Regions from separate parts of the Homo sapiens genome. Here region 1 is linked to region 2. A link is an interaction called in ENCODE POLR2A ChIA-PET data of the cell type or tissue named here. Cell type or tissue: A673. All regions are shown on one strand.

Region 1 (8,000 bases), 190 kb after region 2:
TCACCACATTGGCCAGGCTAGTCCTGAACTCCTGACCTCAAATGATCCACCTGCCTCGGCCTCCCAAAGTACTGGGATTACAGGCGTGAGCCACCGTGCCTGGCCTAGATTTGTGTATATTTTATAGTAAATGATAAAATAGGTTAGTATCTATACATCTTATGCATTCATGACATATCTTTTTCTTAATTTTTTTGATGTTTCTAGGCTATGTGGTTCATCTGCAAGTTTTGTCAAAGTGTCACACAAATCTCCAAAAAATTTTCCAATGTATTTATTCCAAAAAGTTTGGGTATAACTAAAGTGGACCCGCACAGTTCAAACCCACATTATTAAAGGGTCAACTATATTCTATTTTTTTGGTGTTGGTTACATAAGCATTGGATTTGTAAAAACTCATTCACTAATCTATACTTTTGTGTTATTTGCCATATTTTGTACAATAAATGTTTTCCAAAATCATAAAGCAATAAACATTCCTCTTCCTCGACTTGATTTCATCGCTCTCCTCTCCGACTTTTATTTATTTATTTTTTTTTTGGAGACAGACTCACTCCATCACCCAGGCTGGAGTGCAGTGGTGTGATCTCGGCTCACTGCAACCTCCGCCTCCCCAGTTAAAGCGATTCTAGTGCCTCAGCCTCCTGAGTAGCTGGAATTACAGATGTGCGTCACCACGCCTGGCTAATTTTTGTATTTTTAGTAGAGGCGGGGTCTTGCCATGTTAGCCAGGCTGGTCTCAAACTCCTGACCTCAAGTGATCTGCCCACCTCAGCCTCCCAAAGTGCTGGGATTACAGATGTCAGCCACCACACCCAGCCTCCCCTCTCCTTCTAGAAGCTAAATTCCTTAATTGGGTTATTCACAACTGTCATTATTTTTCATCTAACATTTACCCCAAACCCACTTCAGAATGTCCCTAACACTCCTCCCATTTCTGGTCACCACTAATGGTCACCAATAATCTCTAAGTTGTTCAATCCAATAGATAATTTTCAAGCACATCTTTTTAGACTGCGCAGCAACTAGAACCAATGGTCACCATTTATTCCTTAAAATACTCTCCCTTGGTCTTTCAGGGATAATCCTCTAACTTTTCTTCACTTTCTCTAGTCACTCCTTCACCATTCTCTCTGCTGGAGCATTCTTTTCTACCTAGTCTCTAAATATTGGAGTTACTCAAAACCAATTTCTAAATTTCCATTTCTTACCATATATCCTCTCCTAGGTTAACTCATTCCACCCATTACTTCAACTAGTATCTGCTAGTGACTTCCTCAATATAGAGTTTGGATGTCTCCACAGGAGTGCAAACTCCACTCAAAGATCATGACTTCCTCACCAAGCCTGATTTTCCTCCAGGGTCCCTTATTTTGGTGAAAAGCATCATTACCCCATTGGCAAAGCCAGGAACCACTTTCTTCCTCACCTATACCAGTAAATCTATCCCAAGTCCCTGTGTCTTCCTAAACAGTTCTCTTCATTCCTCTTACACCACCACCACCCTGTCTAAGCTACAACAGCTACTCCAAAAGCATACATGGCTTCCTGCTTCCACCACTGCTCACCAAACTTCACGTAAGAGTTGAACTGCTTCTTTTTTTTTTTTGAGACAGGGTCTCACTCTGTTGTCCAAACTGGAGTACAATGACACAAACATGACTCACTACAGCCTCAACCTCCTGGGCTCGAGGAATCCTCTTGCCTCAGCCTCCCATGTAGCTGGGACCATAGGGACGTGCCACCATGCCTGGCTACTTTTTTAATTTTTTTGTAGAGATGGGATTTCACTCTGTTGCCCAGGCTGGTCTCAAACTTCTGACCTCAAACAGTCCTCCACCTTGGCCTTCCAAAGTGCTGAGATTACAGGTGTGAACCACCAAGCCCAGCCAAAACTGCTCTTTTTTTTTTTTTTTTTTTGAGACGGAGTCTTGCTCTGTCGCCCAGGCTGGAGTGCAGTGGCTCGATCTCGGCTCACTGCAATCCCTACCTCCCAGCCAACTGCTCTTTTTAAAACACCAATAATGACATACCTCTTTACCTCCATCTCCCGTATTAATGACTTCCTATTCTCAAAGATAAAAATCAAAATTATTAAATGGCTAATACATCAGTAATTCTTTAATGCCCATTTTCTTTTGACAGGAATTCACTGTTGCCATGTTAATAGTACATGATTCCATATCCAGCAAAATTCAGAATTATAAACTTATGTACCTAGGGCATAATTATTTTTACACCTGACATTCAAATGGTGTTTTTGGCTGGGCGTGGTGGCTCACGCCTGTAATCCCAACACTTTGGGAGGCTGAGGTGGGCAGATCACTTGAGGTCAGAAGTTCAAGACCAGCCAGGCCAAAATGCTGAAACTAAAATACAAAAATTACTAAAAATACAAAAATTAGCTGGGCGTGATGGTGCATGCTTGTAATCCTAGCTACTGGAGAGGCTGAGGCAAGAGGACTGCTTGAACCCAGGAGGCGGATGTTGCAGTGAGTCAAGATTGTGTCACTATACTCCAGCCTAAGGGACAGAGTGAGACTCTGTCTCATAAATAAATAAATAAGTAAATAAATAAATAAACAAATGGTGTTTTATAAGTTTCTATGTGCTTTTGTGTACATCATCAAATCTGACATATCAATTCTGTTTTATTTATTTTTGAGACGGAATCCTGTTTTTTTGTTGTTCTTGTTTTGTTTTTTGTTCTGTTTTTGTTTTCTTTGAGACGGAGTCTCGCTCTGTCACTAAGGTTAGAGTGTAGTGATGCAGTCTTGGCTCACTGCAACCTCTGCCTCCCAGGTTCAAGCAATTCTCTCCACCTCAGTCTCCCAAGCAGCTGGGATTACAGATGCCCACCACCACACCCAGCTAATTTTTGTATTACTTAGTAAAGATGGGGTTTCACCATGTTGGCCAGGCTGGTCTTGAACTCCTGACCTCAGGTGATCCACCTGCCTCAGCCTCCCAAAGTGCTGGGATTACAGGCGTGAGCCACTGTGCCTGGCCCTGGAATCCTTTTTTATATGCAGAGAGGTCAACTTCATTTTATCATTGGCAAAAACAAGTTAGGTATACTTTACTCATAACTGAATGAGAAATCTTAGGGCTTTTTGATACTCAATCCAATCATCTTTCTACCACAAGTACCATCTTGATCCCAGGTTCAAATGCCACACATAAAACCCCTGAGGTCATAATATATACAAAATCTCCTTTTTCTTATTTTAGATTTCACTTAGTCACTTTCTCTGGATGGTGGTGATACAGCAGATTTCTTTTATTATTATTTCTTTTTGTAAATACAGACAGAGTTTCACTGTGTTGCCCAGACTGGTCTCGAACTCCTGGGCTCAAGCAGTACTCTTGCCTCAACCTCCCAAAGTGCTGGATTACAGGCATAAGCCACCAGGCCTGGCCAGACTTTATTGTTCTTGAACAAAAACCTTAATTTTGTAGAAATGTTATATTATTCCTCAAAGTTATTATACATTTAAGTAAATCCTTTTTCCTTGGCTTTCCTTTCATTTTATATCCTCTATCATAGAATCACTATTTATTTTCTCCACTGCTGCTCTTTTTTTTTTTTTTTTTTTTTTGTGAGACGGAGTCTCGCTCTGTCACCCAGGCCAGTGCAGCGGTGCAATCTCGGCTCAGCTCACTGCAAGCTCTGCCTCCCAGGTTCACACCATTCTTCTGCCTCAGCCTCCCGAGTAGCTGGGACTACAGGCGCCCGTCACCACGCCTGGCTAATTTTTTGTATTTTTAGTAGAGACGGGGTTTTACCGTGTTAGCCAGGATGGTCTCAATCTCCTGACCTCGTGATCTGCCTGCCCCAGCCTCCCAAAGTGCTGGGATTACAGGCGTGAGCCATCGTACCCGGCCTATTTTCTTTACTGGCTTCTTTTTTCTTATTCTACCTCTAAATCTGAACTTTACGGTCTTTCCTATAGAGACATCTAGCATTCTTGCATGGTTTCAGCCAACTACAATGTCCTCCCTTCCTTTGATTCACCCATCCTTCAAAACCTTGTCCAGTCTTAACTTATCTGTGAATCTTCCATGACTGCACTCAGTATACTCTCCCTCCTTAGAAGACTGTTTGCAACTGGTGGGAGGATAGGGATACTGGATTTCTATTCACACCTCAAAAGTCAAGGTGTAAAGTGAAACCGAATCTTTTTTTTTTTTTTTTTTTTTGAGACAGAGTCTCACTCTGTCACCCAGGCTGGAGTGCAGTGGTGCAATCTCAGCTCACTGCAACCTCCACCTCCTGGCTTCAAGCAATTCTCTTGCCTCAGCCTCCCAAGTAGCTGGGATTACGGGCACCTGCCACCATGCCCAGCTTATTTTTTAGTTATTTATTTATTTATTTTGTATTTTTAGTAGAGACGGGGTTTCACCATGTTGGCCAGGCTGGTCTTGAACTCTTGACCTCAGGAGATCCACCTGCCTCGGCCTCCCAAAGCACTGGGATTACAGGCATGAGCCACCACGCCCAGCCAAAACTGAATCTTTCTTCCCAAACCTGCTTCTTTCTTTTCCTTCCTCCCTTCCCTCCTTCCCTCCCTCATTTATTCATTCATTCATTCAGAGGTAGGGTCTTGCCCTGTCACCCAGTCTGAAGCGCAGTGACACAAACACAGCCTGCTGAAGCCTCGACCTCCTGGGCTGAAGCAATCCTCCCACCTCAGCCTCTCGAGTAGGTAGGACTACAGGGACATACCACCATACCCAGCTAATTTTTTAATATTTTTTTGTAGAGATGGGGTTTTGCCATGTTGCCCAGGCTGGTCTTGAACTCCTGGGCTCAAGTGATCTACCCGTCTTGGCCTCCCAAAGTCCTGGGATTACAGGCATGAGCCACCGCGCCCAGCCTTTCAAGTCATTTTTGTACACTCTAAAAGGTAAATAATGATAGGGGCAGAAAATAACATTTCACCTAGAGGGTCCCCTTTGCAAAGATCCTGAGGCATGAAAAGTTCTGTGGCTTTAATGACCTGAAAGGTAAATAGGGTCAGTGCACAGCTGCTAAGGAGAGACAATTAGATGGGAAAAGAAATCAGAGTTTGAGGCATCTGTGGGACATCTATGTGAGGATGTCTAGGAGGCATCTTCAGGTAGCTAAGGGACCCAAGCTTCTAAAGCAATAGAAGCTGATAGCAGCATTTTCTTTTAGAGATGGGGTCTCACTATGTTGCCCAGGCTGGACTGCAGTGGCTGTTCACTGATGCAGTTTCACTACTCATCAGCATGGGAGTTTTAACTGTTTCTGAACTGGGCTGGTTCACCCCTCCTTAGGCAACCTGGTAGTTCCCCACTCCTGGGAAGTCACCATATTGATGCTGAACTTAGTGCAGACACCCAATCGGCATAGCACATTATAGCTCAGAACTCCTGGACTCGAGCGATTCTCCTACCTCAGCCTCCTGAGCAGCTGGGACTACAGGTGCATGCAACTGTGCCCAGCTGTAGCAGCTATTACCTTTGTGTACCTCACACACTTTCTACTCTGTAACTCCCTCTATTCTGGTAACTAATCTTATCCTCCATCAAGCACAGGGATAGGCACATGACCAGCTGAGCAATTCTAGTACTACATCCTTGGCCACAGCAACTATTCCAATAATGGGAGAGTGACTCAGACTGAGCCATCTGGATCTCCTAATGAATACTTTTTCCTCTTTGATTGTATCATATAATCATAAAGGTATGAATAAAGAGCTTTGAGTAACCACTGCACCAACTGTCTCTTTGTTAAAGAAGTCAAAGAAGAGATGCAAACATTCAGAAAGAAGTAGTGACAAGAAGTGGACAAAGATTAAAAGTATGAAGCCCCAATCTTTCCCAGATCCATGAGTAGATTATTTTTAAATCCCCTATGAGCCCAAGTACAGTGGCTCATGCCTGTATCCCAGCACTTTAGGAGGCTGAGGCAGGAGGATTCCTTGAGGCCAGTAGTTCAAGATCAGCCTGGGCAACATAGCAAGACCTCATCTCTACAAAAAATTTAAAAATAAGCTGGGCATGGTGGCATGTGCCTATAGTGCTAGCTACTTGGGAGGCTAAGGCAGGAGGATCATATGAGCCCAGCAGTTCAAAGTTGCAGTGAGCTGTGATCATTTCACTGCATTCCACCCTGAATGACACAGCAAGACTTGTCTCTAAAAATAAAATTTTAAATCTTCTATGGAAAACAGTATGGTGGTTCCTCAAAAAATTTAAAAAAGAATTACCATATGATACAACAATTCCACTAGAAGAGATATTTGTACACCCATGTTCATTACAGCATTGTTCCCAAAGCCAAAAGGTAGAAGCAACACAAATGTCTTTCAATAAATGAATGAATAAAATAAAATGTGGTACAGGGCTGGGCGCGGTGGCTCACACCTGCAATCCCAACACTTTGGGAGGCCGAGGTGGGCAGATCACGAGGTCAAGAGACCATCCTGGCCAACATGATGAAACCCCGTCTCTACAAAAATACAAAAATTAGCTAGGTGTGATGGCGCACGCCTGTAGTCCCAGATGCTAAGGAGGCCGAGGCAGGAGAATCGCTTGAACCTGGGAGATGGAGGTTTCAGTGAGCTGAGATCACGCCACTGCACTCCAGCCTGGGTGACAGAGCGAGACTCCATCTCAAAAAAAAAAAAAAAAAAATGTGGTATATACATACAATGAAGCATGATTCAGCCTTAAAAAGGAAGAAAATTCTGACACATGCTACAACATGAATGAACCTTGAGAACATTATGTTAAGTGAAATAGGTAATCACAAAAAGGCAAATAATCTATCATTCTACCCATGTGAGGTCCCTAAAGTAGTTAAAAATCATAGAAACAGAAAGTAGAGTGGTGGTTGCCAGGGGCTGGGAGGAGGTAGAGACTGTGGAGTTGTTGTGCAATGGGTACAGAGTTTCAGTTTTGCACAATGAAGAATTCTGAAGACTGGTTGTACGACAATGTAAATTATTTAACAATACTGACAATATACTTTAAAATGATGATGGCCATTGTTGCCCACACATGCAATCCCAGCACTTTGGGACACCGAGGTGGGAGGATCACTTGAGTTTAAGATCAGCCTGGGCAACACAGCAACACCTCATCTCTACCAAAAAAAAAAAAAAAATTAAGACCATGCATGGTGGCTCACGCCTAAAATCCCAACACTTTCGGAGGCTGAGACAGAAGGATGGCTTGAGCCCAGAAGTTCGACACCTAGGCAACACAGTGAGACCTTGTCTCAATTTTTAATGATCAATAAATTTTTTTTTTTTGAGATGGAATCTCACTCTGTCACCAGGCTGGAGTGCAGTGGCACAGTCTCGGCTTGTTGCATCCTCCACCTCCTGTGTTCAAGCAATTCTCCTGCCTCAGCCTCCCAAGTAGCTGTGACTACAGGCGCATGCCACCACGCCCAGCTAATTTTTGTTTTTTTAGTAAAGATGGGGTTTCACCATGTTGGTCAGGATGATCCTGATCTCTTGACCTTGTGATCTGCTCACCTCAGCCTCCCAAAGTGTTGGGATTACAAGCATGAGCCACCACGCCCAGCCAATAATCAATAATTTTTTTAAAAATTAAAATGTTTGGCCGGGCGCGGTGGCTCACGCCTGTAATCCCAGCACTTTGGAAGGCCGAAGCGGGCAGATCATGAGGTCAGGAGATCGAGACCATCCTGGCTAACATGGTGAAACCCCGTCTCTACTAAAAAATACAAAAAATTAGCCGGGCATGGTGGCAGGTGCCTGTAGTCCCAGCTACTCGAGAGGCTGAGGCAGGAGAATGACATGAACCCAGGAGGTGGAGCTTGCAGTGAGCCAAGATCACGCCACTGCACTCCAGCCTGGGAGACAGAGCAAGACTCCATCTCAAAAAAAAAAAAAAAAAATTAAAATTTTTAATGGTTAAAATGGTAAATTTTATGCTATATTTTTCCAAAATTAAAAAAAAATAATTCCCTTTTTTACTTAAAACAATTACTTGCAACTGAA
Region 2 (8,000 bases):
CAACAAACAAATGAAAAAAAAATGTTCAACATCACTAATATTCAGAGAAATGCAACTTAAAACCACACCAAGATACCATCTTATGCCAGTGAAAACGACTTTTTATTTTTATTTTTATTTTTGAGACAGAGTTTCATTCTTGTTGGCCAGGCTAGAGTGCGATGGCATGATCTCGGCTCACCGCAACCTCCACCTCCCGGGTTCAAGTGATTCTCCTGCCTCAGCCTCCCGAGTAGCTGGGACTACAGGCGCCCACCACCACACCCAGCTAATTTTTTGTATTTTTAGTAGAGACAGGGTTTCACTATGTTGGCCAGGCTGGTCTCGAACTCCTGGCCTCACGTGATCCACCCACCTCGGCCTCTCAAAGTGCTGGGATTATAGGCATGAGCCACCATGCCGGGCCGAAAACGGCTATTCTTAAAAAGCCAAAAACGGCCGGACGCTGGGGCTCATGCCTATAATCCCAGCACTCTGGGAGGCCGAGGCGGGCAGATGACCTGAAATTGGGAGTTCAAGACCAGCCTGATCAACATGGAGAAACCCCATCTCTACTAAAAATACAAAATTAGCCAGGCATGGTGGCGCATGTCTGTACTCCCAGCTACTTGGGAGGCTGAGACAGAATCACTTGAATCCAGGAGGCAGAGGTTGCGGTGAGCCGAGATCATGCCATTGCACTCTAGCCTGGGCAACAAAAGCAAAACTCTGTCTCAAAAAAAAAAAAAAAAATAAGTCAAAAACAACAGATGTTGACAGGAATATGGAGAAAAGGGGATGCTTATACACTGTTGGTGGGAATGTAAATGGAAAAGAGTATGGAGATTTCTCAAAGAACTAAAAATAGAACTACCATTCGACCCAGCAATCCCACCACTGGGTATATATCCAAAGGAAAAGAAATCATTAATTTAAAAAGGACAGGCACTTGTATTTTCATCGCAGTACTAGTCACAATAGCAAAGTCATGGAACCAAACTAGGTGTCTATCAGCAGCTGATTATTTGAATAAAGAAAATATGGTTATACACACCATGGAATACTTTGCAACCACAGAAAGAATGAAATCATGTCCTTTGCAGCAACATGCTTGGAGCTGGAGGCCATTACCTTAAGTGAACTAACTCAGAAACAGAAAATCAAAAATAGCATGTTCTCACTTATAAATGGGAGCTAAACAATGGGTACACATGATGATGAAAATGGAAATAGGCAGTGGGGACTCCAAAAGGGGGAGGGAAGAGGCAGCTGAGGGTTGAAAAATCACTTATGGGGTACAATGTTCAATATCTGGATGATGGATACACTAGAAGCTGAATCCCCACCCTTACACAATATACCTGTGTAACAAACATGCACGTGTACCCTGTGAATCTCAAAACTAAACAAAGATATACGGCTTCTTAAGATTTTATAGTCAAAGAGCATTTTCACTGAAAGAGACTGGTACCCCAAAATTTAATTCAATTTTACAATTCTATACTCAGCCCCAAAGCTAAAACAATTAGAAACTAATAAATGCTAGCTCTTATGAAAATACTATGTAAGGACATTTATCTAGAAATATTTTGAGATGAAAGCACGACATTTGACTCACAAACTCCTTGTGAAGGCCACTACGTTGTCTGGTCTCTGTACATGACACCAGATATTAACATGTATTCCTGAAGAGGGAAAACAACTGGTGCATATTCAGGCTATGCATCTATGAAGGGAGTTCTTTCCCCTCAAAGGCAATATGTAACTACTTACATATTACCTCCACTTCCAAATGGGCAGTTCCCCATATGTGAGAATACATCCACAAGAACCAAGGGACAATTTATACATCTTTGTCTTGAATGTTTCCAGCACTCAAGGGAAATGCTTTACAGATAGAAACATTAGAAGATACCATTGTGTCACTACACTTACTTGTATGCCTTGTTTTGTTTGAAAAGAATAATTTGAAAGAGCTATTTTTACAAGATATACTGGAAAATCAAGAGAAAAAACAAAATGGAATATAAATACAGAATTCAGGAAGATGTAACATATCTAGTAGTTAGACAGATTTATGGATAAGATCTCAAAGAATTTATGCAGAAAAATAATTTTCTTCAGTAGTTTCTTGATTTTTGTACATTCCAGAGGCTAGAAATTTAGTAGATTTGGCTTTACCAAATAACTACTTTACTTACCACATCCTAATTTTGTCAAGAACTATTTCATATTAATTCATATTAATCTCAAGATACAATAACTATGCAACTAGCAAAAACGAAACCAAAAATAGTAATATTCTTTTAGAAGATTTCATTCTATATTCACATGCAGGGTACTAAATGGAATTAAAAGAATTTTATCTTTCTTTTTGAAGATTCAAATTTACCTTTTTCCTTAAATCAGACATAAGTAAAATTCCTAGTGCATATAGTATCTTCACTTATTATGATGACCTTAATAAATAAATTGATAAATAACCGAAGAAGTCAACAAAATGTGAACATGTGTGATTTAACTATTAAAACAAATGGCTGAACCCTTATTTAGATATAGTTGTTAGCATATAGTTAATGTAAATTAAATTATTCTTTTTTTTTTTCCTTTTTTGAGACAGGGTCTCACTCTGTTGCCCAGACGGAGTGCAGTGGTGCGATCTCAGCTCACCACAACCTCCACTTCCCAGGCTCAAGCAATTCTCCTGCCTCAGCCTCCTGAGTAGCTGGGATTACAGGCGCATGCCACCACGCCCGGCTAATTTTTGTATTTTTAGTAGAGACGGGGTTTCACCATGTTGGCCAGGCTGGTCTCGAACTCCTGACCTCAAATGATCCACCTGCCTCAGCCTCCCAAAGTGCTGGGATTACAGGCGTGAGCCATCACGCCTAGCCTTGTCAATTAAATTATTCTATGCCCAGGTTTCTAATCTACCAATGAAGACAGAAGTTACTCCTGCCTCCTGATTTCTAAAAAGTCAAAAACTACTTTCCTTAATACCACTACTGTGGTCATCTCAATGCTGCAAATTAATAGAATGAAGTTCTCTATATAAAACCAAGCTAAAACAATTAAGGTTCTACAGAGTCTGGACTTAATGACAACTGCCAAACATTTATAAATTCTTAAACGAGTTCAATTATTAGTTGCACAATTAAAACCAAACCAAAGCAAATGAACTAGTAAGTAAAACATTTATTATTGGTAATCAACTATGGAGCACAGGTATTTTTTATGGAAAATCCTTCAACACTTGCTCCATTACAAATAATCCAAACACAGGCCACGTCTTACCTTGTTTTCTGCATAAGCAAGCCAGCGGCTCCCAAGAGCAATAGGATTCATGTTTGGCCCTGGACATGGATAGCAGCCTGAAAAATTTCAAATGGCACTATTGAGAAATTTCTTAATAACTTTTCTGTTGGTGCATCATATATCGATGCCAGAAAAACAGAAAAATCAAATGCTTATATTTTTTCAAGTCTCACATAAAATTCCTGTAACACTAGTCATTATTTTGTTAGCTAAGTAAGGTGCATTTTTCCCCCTCTATTTAGTTTCCTTTTGGCTTAACTCTGTCCCAATAAGAAACAAATCTGGAAAGAACTGGTCATCACTTTCAGCAAACACTGGGCATTTTATACAGTTATTCCTAAACATGAGAATGAAGTTAACAGGGCCATTTTAAGTCTAACATTCATAAATCAAGGAAGAATTTTGGGAGAGGAGAGAGAAATGATATGATGGGTTCAGGAATTTAAAGGCAAAAGATAAATGAGACTATCAGACATGATACTACAATGAGGAGAGAAAAAGAACAAGTATTTGACCTCACTGAGGCCAATGAAGACAAGTAACTCTGAAAGTCTGCCTCCACAGAAAGATGTTAGGGAACTGCATAATCCTTTGTATTTACATTTCACTCAATATCATTCTTCTTGCTTGCAGTTCTAGCCAATAACAACAGTTAATTGTTCTATGACATATATTTACTGTTTATTTTCTATCTTCCTCCAACTTGATTACAGGGATGTGTAAATTGAAGAATCGGTTTTCTTCGCCGCTGACTCTTCCCTGCTGCCACTCCCTAGTCATTCTGACTATGTTCCTATTGCTATGCTCAAAAGCACTAAAGAAGCACACCTTACTGTCACTTCCAGTACACAGCCATTTTTAGCCTAGCTCCCTAAACTGCCATCTATTTTGAATTTTCGTCTTGAAAAGAAAATAATAAACTTATAGAGAAGAGACAGACCCTAAAAGAAAGTCCACATAAACAAAATAAAAGCTTTCTCATTTTATTGCTCCCTTTTTAAAAAACTGTTCATTCATGCTACTGTTTGAAGGAGTATGTTTGCAATACTTAGGGTTTCCGGAAAACTGACTTCAGGTTAACTGTAATATTACTATTATCTATTAAATGCATATTATGGAAACATATATAGGACAAAAACACACTAAAAATTATAAAAAGACAACATACTGTAATATAAATTGTGTAGTATTTACACAATAGATTAGACCATTGAATAGATTAATCTTATTCATTAAAAATATAATTTTATATGAGTATGTATACATGTATTCCGCTGACAATTTCAGAGCTGGAGAAATGAGGATAAATATGATCTATAAGAAAGTTTTTCCCCTTTTAAAATTCGTCATGAAAAATAGAACCAAGTACTTGTGAACAGTGGTGTTACATTAGACACAGAGAATCTCCTGAATTAGCTTTAAAACTAAATAATCTAACTCTCAATAAATTCTGATAACCACTTTAACCTCACAAATACAAAAGGGTCCTAAGGAAAAACACAGTTTACAATTCTTCATTTCATTTTTTGAGTCCGTATTTTTAGAGTTCAGTGGACCTCAAGAATTACAGTATATTGTAATGAAAACAACTGTTTTCCTGCTTGCCAAAAGAATGCTTTATAGCTGGAATCAGCAGAACATAAGCCACTCAGCACCATCCCAACCTTATAAGCATGACTCTTTTAAAGATTAATCTTTGCCTCCAGGTAAAGTCTGAAAACAAGTGAAGGGGTTGGGGGGACATGAATCTCTATAATACTAGGCCTAATTCTAACATGTTTACAATTTTATTGGACAAAGAGAACTGGATGTTAAAAGAATTCATTTCCCAATTTAAATGAAGGTAAAAAATTTTTAGAAGCACACTATATTTGTCCATTACTAAAAAAGTAATTAAGAAGGTACACAAGCATGATGCAATTTTAGATGGCATCCTCCCAGAAAGTGGTCCTAATGGAGAGGTGACCTGAATTCATTTCAAAAAACAAAAAAACTGAACTGCTCTCTGTGATACTTTGCCTTATTTCTCCTGGCAAGGACAAATAAAAAGTCTGAGCCCTTTTTTTAAAGAAAACAGTTATTTACATTTATAAGTCCACTGATTTTCAACAAGAATACCAAGACAAGTCAATGGTGAAAGAAGTCTTTTCAACAAACGGTGCTGGGACTACTGGATATCCAAATGCAAAAGCATTTGGACTGGAATGAACGTGGACCCCTATCTCATACCACATACAAAAATGGATCAAAGGCTTAAATATAAAAGTTAAACAATTGAGGAGCCAAGATGGCCGAATACGAACAGCTCCAGTCTACAGCTCCCAGCGTGAGCAACGCAGAAGACGGGTGATTTCTGCATTTCCATCTGAGGTACCGGGTTCATCTCACTAGGGAGTGCCAGACAGTGGGCGCAGGTCAGTGGGTGCACGCACCGTGCACCGTGCGCGAGCCGAAGCAGGGCGAGGCATTGCCTCACCTGGGAAGCGCAAGGGGTCAGGGAGTTCCCTTTCCGAGTCAAAGAAAGGGGTGACGGACGCACCTGGAAAATCGGGTCACTCCCACCCGAATATTGCGCTTTTCAGACCGGCTTAAAAAACGGCGCACCACGAGACTATATCCCACACCTGGCTCGGAGGGTCCTACGCCCACGGAGTCTCGCTGATTGCCAGCACAGCAGTCTGAGATCAAACTGCAAGGCGGCAGCGAGGCTGGGGGAGGGGCGCCCGCCATTGCCCAGGCTTGCTTAGGTAAACAAAGCAGCCGGGAAGCTCCAACTGGGTGGAGCCCACCACAGCTCAAGGAGGCCTGCCTGCCACTGTAGGCTCCACCTCTGGGGGCAGGGCACAGACAAACAAAAAGACAGCAGTAACCTCTGCAGACTTAAATGTCCCTGTCTGACAGCTTTGAAGAGAGCAGTGGTTCTCCCAGCACGCAGCTGGAGATCTGAGAACCGGCAGACTGCCTCCTCAAGTGGGTCCCTGACTCCTGACCCCCGAGCAGCCTAACTGGGAGGCACCCCCCAGCAGGAGCACACTGACACCTCACACGGCAGGTTATTCCAACAGACCTGCAGCTGAGGGTCCTGTCTGTTAGAAGGAAAACTAACAAACAGAAAGGACATCCACACCGAAAACCCATCTGTACATCACCATCATCAAAGACCAAAAGTAGATAAAACCACAAAGATGGGGAAAAAACAGAACAGAAAAACTGGAAACTCTAAAACGCAGAGGGTCTCTCCTCCTCCAAAGGAACGCAGTTCCTCACCAGCAACGGAACAAAGGTGGATGGAGAATGACTTTGACAAGCTGAGAGAAGAAGGCTTCAGACGATCGAATTACTCTGAGCTACGGGAGGACATTCAAACCAAAGGCAAAGAAGTTGAAAACTTTGAAAAAAATTTAGAAGAATGTATAACTAGAATAACCAATACAGAGAAGTGCTTAAAGGAGCTGATGGAGCTGAAAACCAAGGCTCGAGAACTACGTGAAGAATGCAGAAGCCTCAGGAGCTGATGCGATCAACTGGAAGAAAGGGTATCAGCAATGGAAGATGAAATGAATGAAATGAAGCGAGAAGGGAAGTTTAGAGAAAAACGAATAAAAAGAAATGAGCAAAGCCTCCAAGAAATATGGGACTATGTGAAAAGACCAAATCTACGTCTGATTGGTGTACCTGAAAGTGATGGGGAGAATGGAACCAAGTTGGAAAACACTCTGCAGGATATTATCCAGGAGAACTTCCCCAATCTAGCAAGGCAGGCCAACGTTCAGATTCAGGAAATACAGAGAATGCCACAAAGATACTCCTCGAGAAGAGCAACTCCAAGACACATAATTGTCAGATTCACCAAAATTGAAATGAAGGAAAAAATGTTAAGGGCAGCCAGAGAGAAAGGTCGGGTTACCCTCAAAGGGAAGCCCATCAGACTAACAGCAGATCTCTCGGCAGAAACCCTACAAGCCAGAAGAGAGAGGGGGCCAATATTCAACATTCTTAAAGAAAAGAATTTTCAACCCAGAATTTCATATCCAGCCAAACTAAGCTTCATAAGTGAAGGAGAAATAAAATACTTTACAGACAAGCAAATGCTGAGAGATTTTGTCACCACCAGGCCTGCCCTAAAAGAGCTCCTGAAGGAAGCGCTAAACATGGAAAGGAACAACCAGTACCAGCTGCTGCAAAATCATGCCAAAATGTAAAGACCATCGAGACTAGGAAGAAACTGCATCAACTAACGAGCAAAATCACCAGCTAACGTCATAATGACAGGATCAAATTCACACATAACAATATTAACTTTAAATGTAAATGGACTAAATTCTCCAATTAAAAGACACAGACTGGCAAATTGGATAAAGAGTCAAGACCCATCAGTGTGCTGTATTCAGGAAACCCATCTCACGTGCAGAGACACACATAGGCTCAAAATAAAAGGATGGAGGAAGATCTACCAAGCAAATGGAAAACAAAAAAAGGCAGGGATTGCAATCCTAGTCTCTGATAAAACAGACTTTAAACCAACAAAGATCAAAAGAGACAAAGAAGGCCATTACATAATGGTAAAGGGATCAATTCAACAAGAAGAGCTAACTATCCTAAATATATATGCACCCAATACAGGAGCACCCAGATTCATAAAGCAAGTCCTGAGTGACCTACAAAGAGACTTAGACTCCCACGCATTAATAATGGGAGACTTTAAC

Evidence for each region. Peaks named below come from ENCODE experiments on the same cell type or tissue, not always from the same donor. Only the 100,000 strongest peaks of a DNase experiment are listed, where the experiment ranks them.
Region 1: POLR2A ChIA-PET joins it to region 2 with 14 read pairs; 2 of 35 experiments call an interaction of 5 or more read pairs at or near these places.

Annotation. Positions count from the first base shown.
Region 1 is chr17:60,693,783-60,701,782 of GRCh38, reverse strand. The region is part of intron 4 of BCAS3 (BCAS3 microtubule associated cell migration factor); the gene reads right to left. It also overlaps the pseudogene RN7SL606P. Among named protein-coding and RNA genes, the nearest start is that of BCAS3, 20 kb to the right of the region's middle. In A673, no CTCF peak of the experiment used is centred here; no DNase peak of the experiment used is centred here.
Region 2 is chr17:60,885,045-60,893,044 of GRCh38, reverse strand. It overlaps BCAS3 (BCAS3 microtubule associated cell migration factor), which reads right to left. Exons shown (of 24, transcript NM_017679.5): 10 at 3,274-3,350. Among named protein-coding and RNA genes, the nearest start is that of BCAS3, 210 kb to the right of the region's middle. In A673, no CTCF peak of the experiment used is centred here; no DNase peak of the experiment used is centred here; H3K4me3 peaks cover 753 bases; H3K27ac peaks cover 1,029 bases.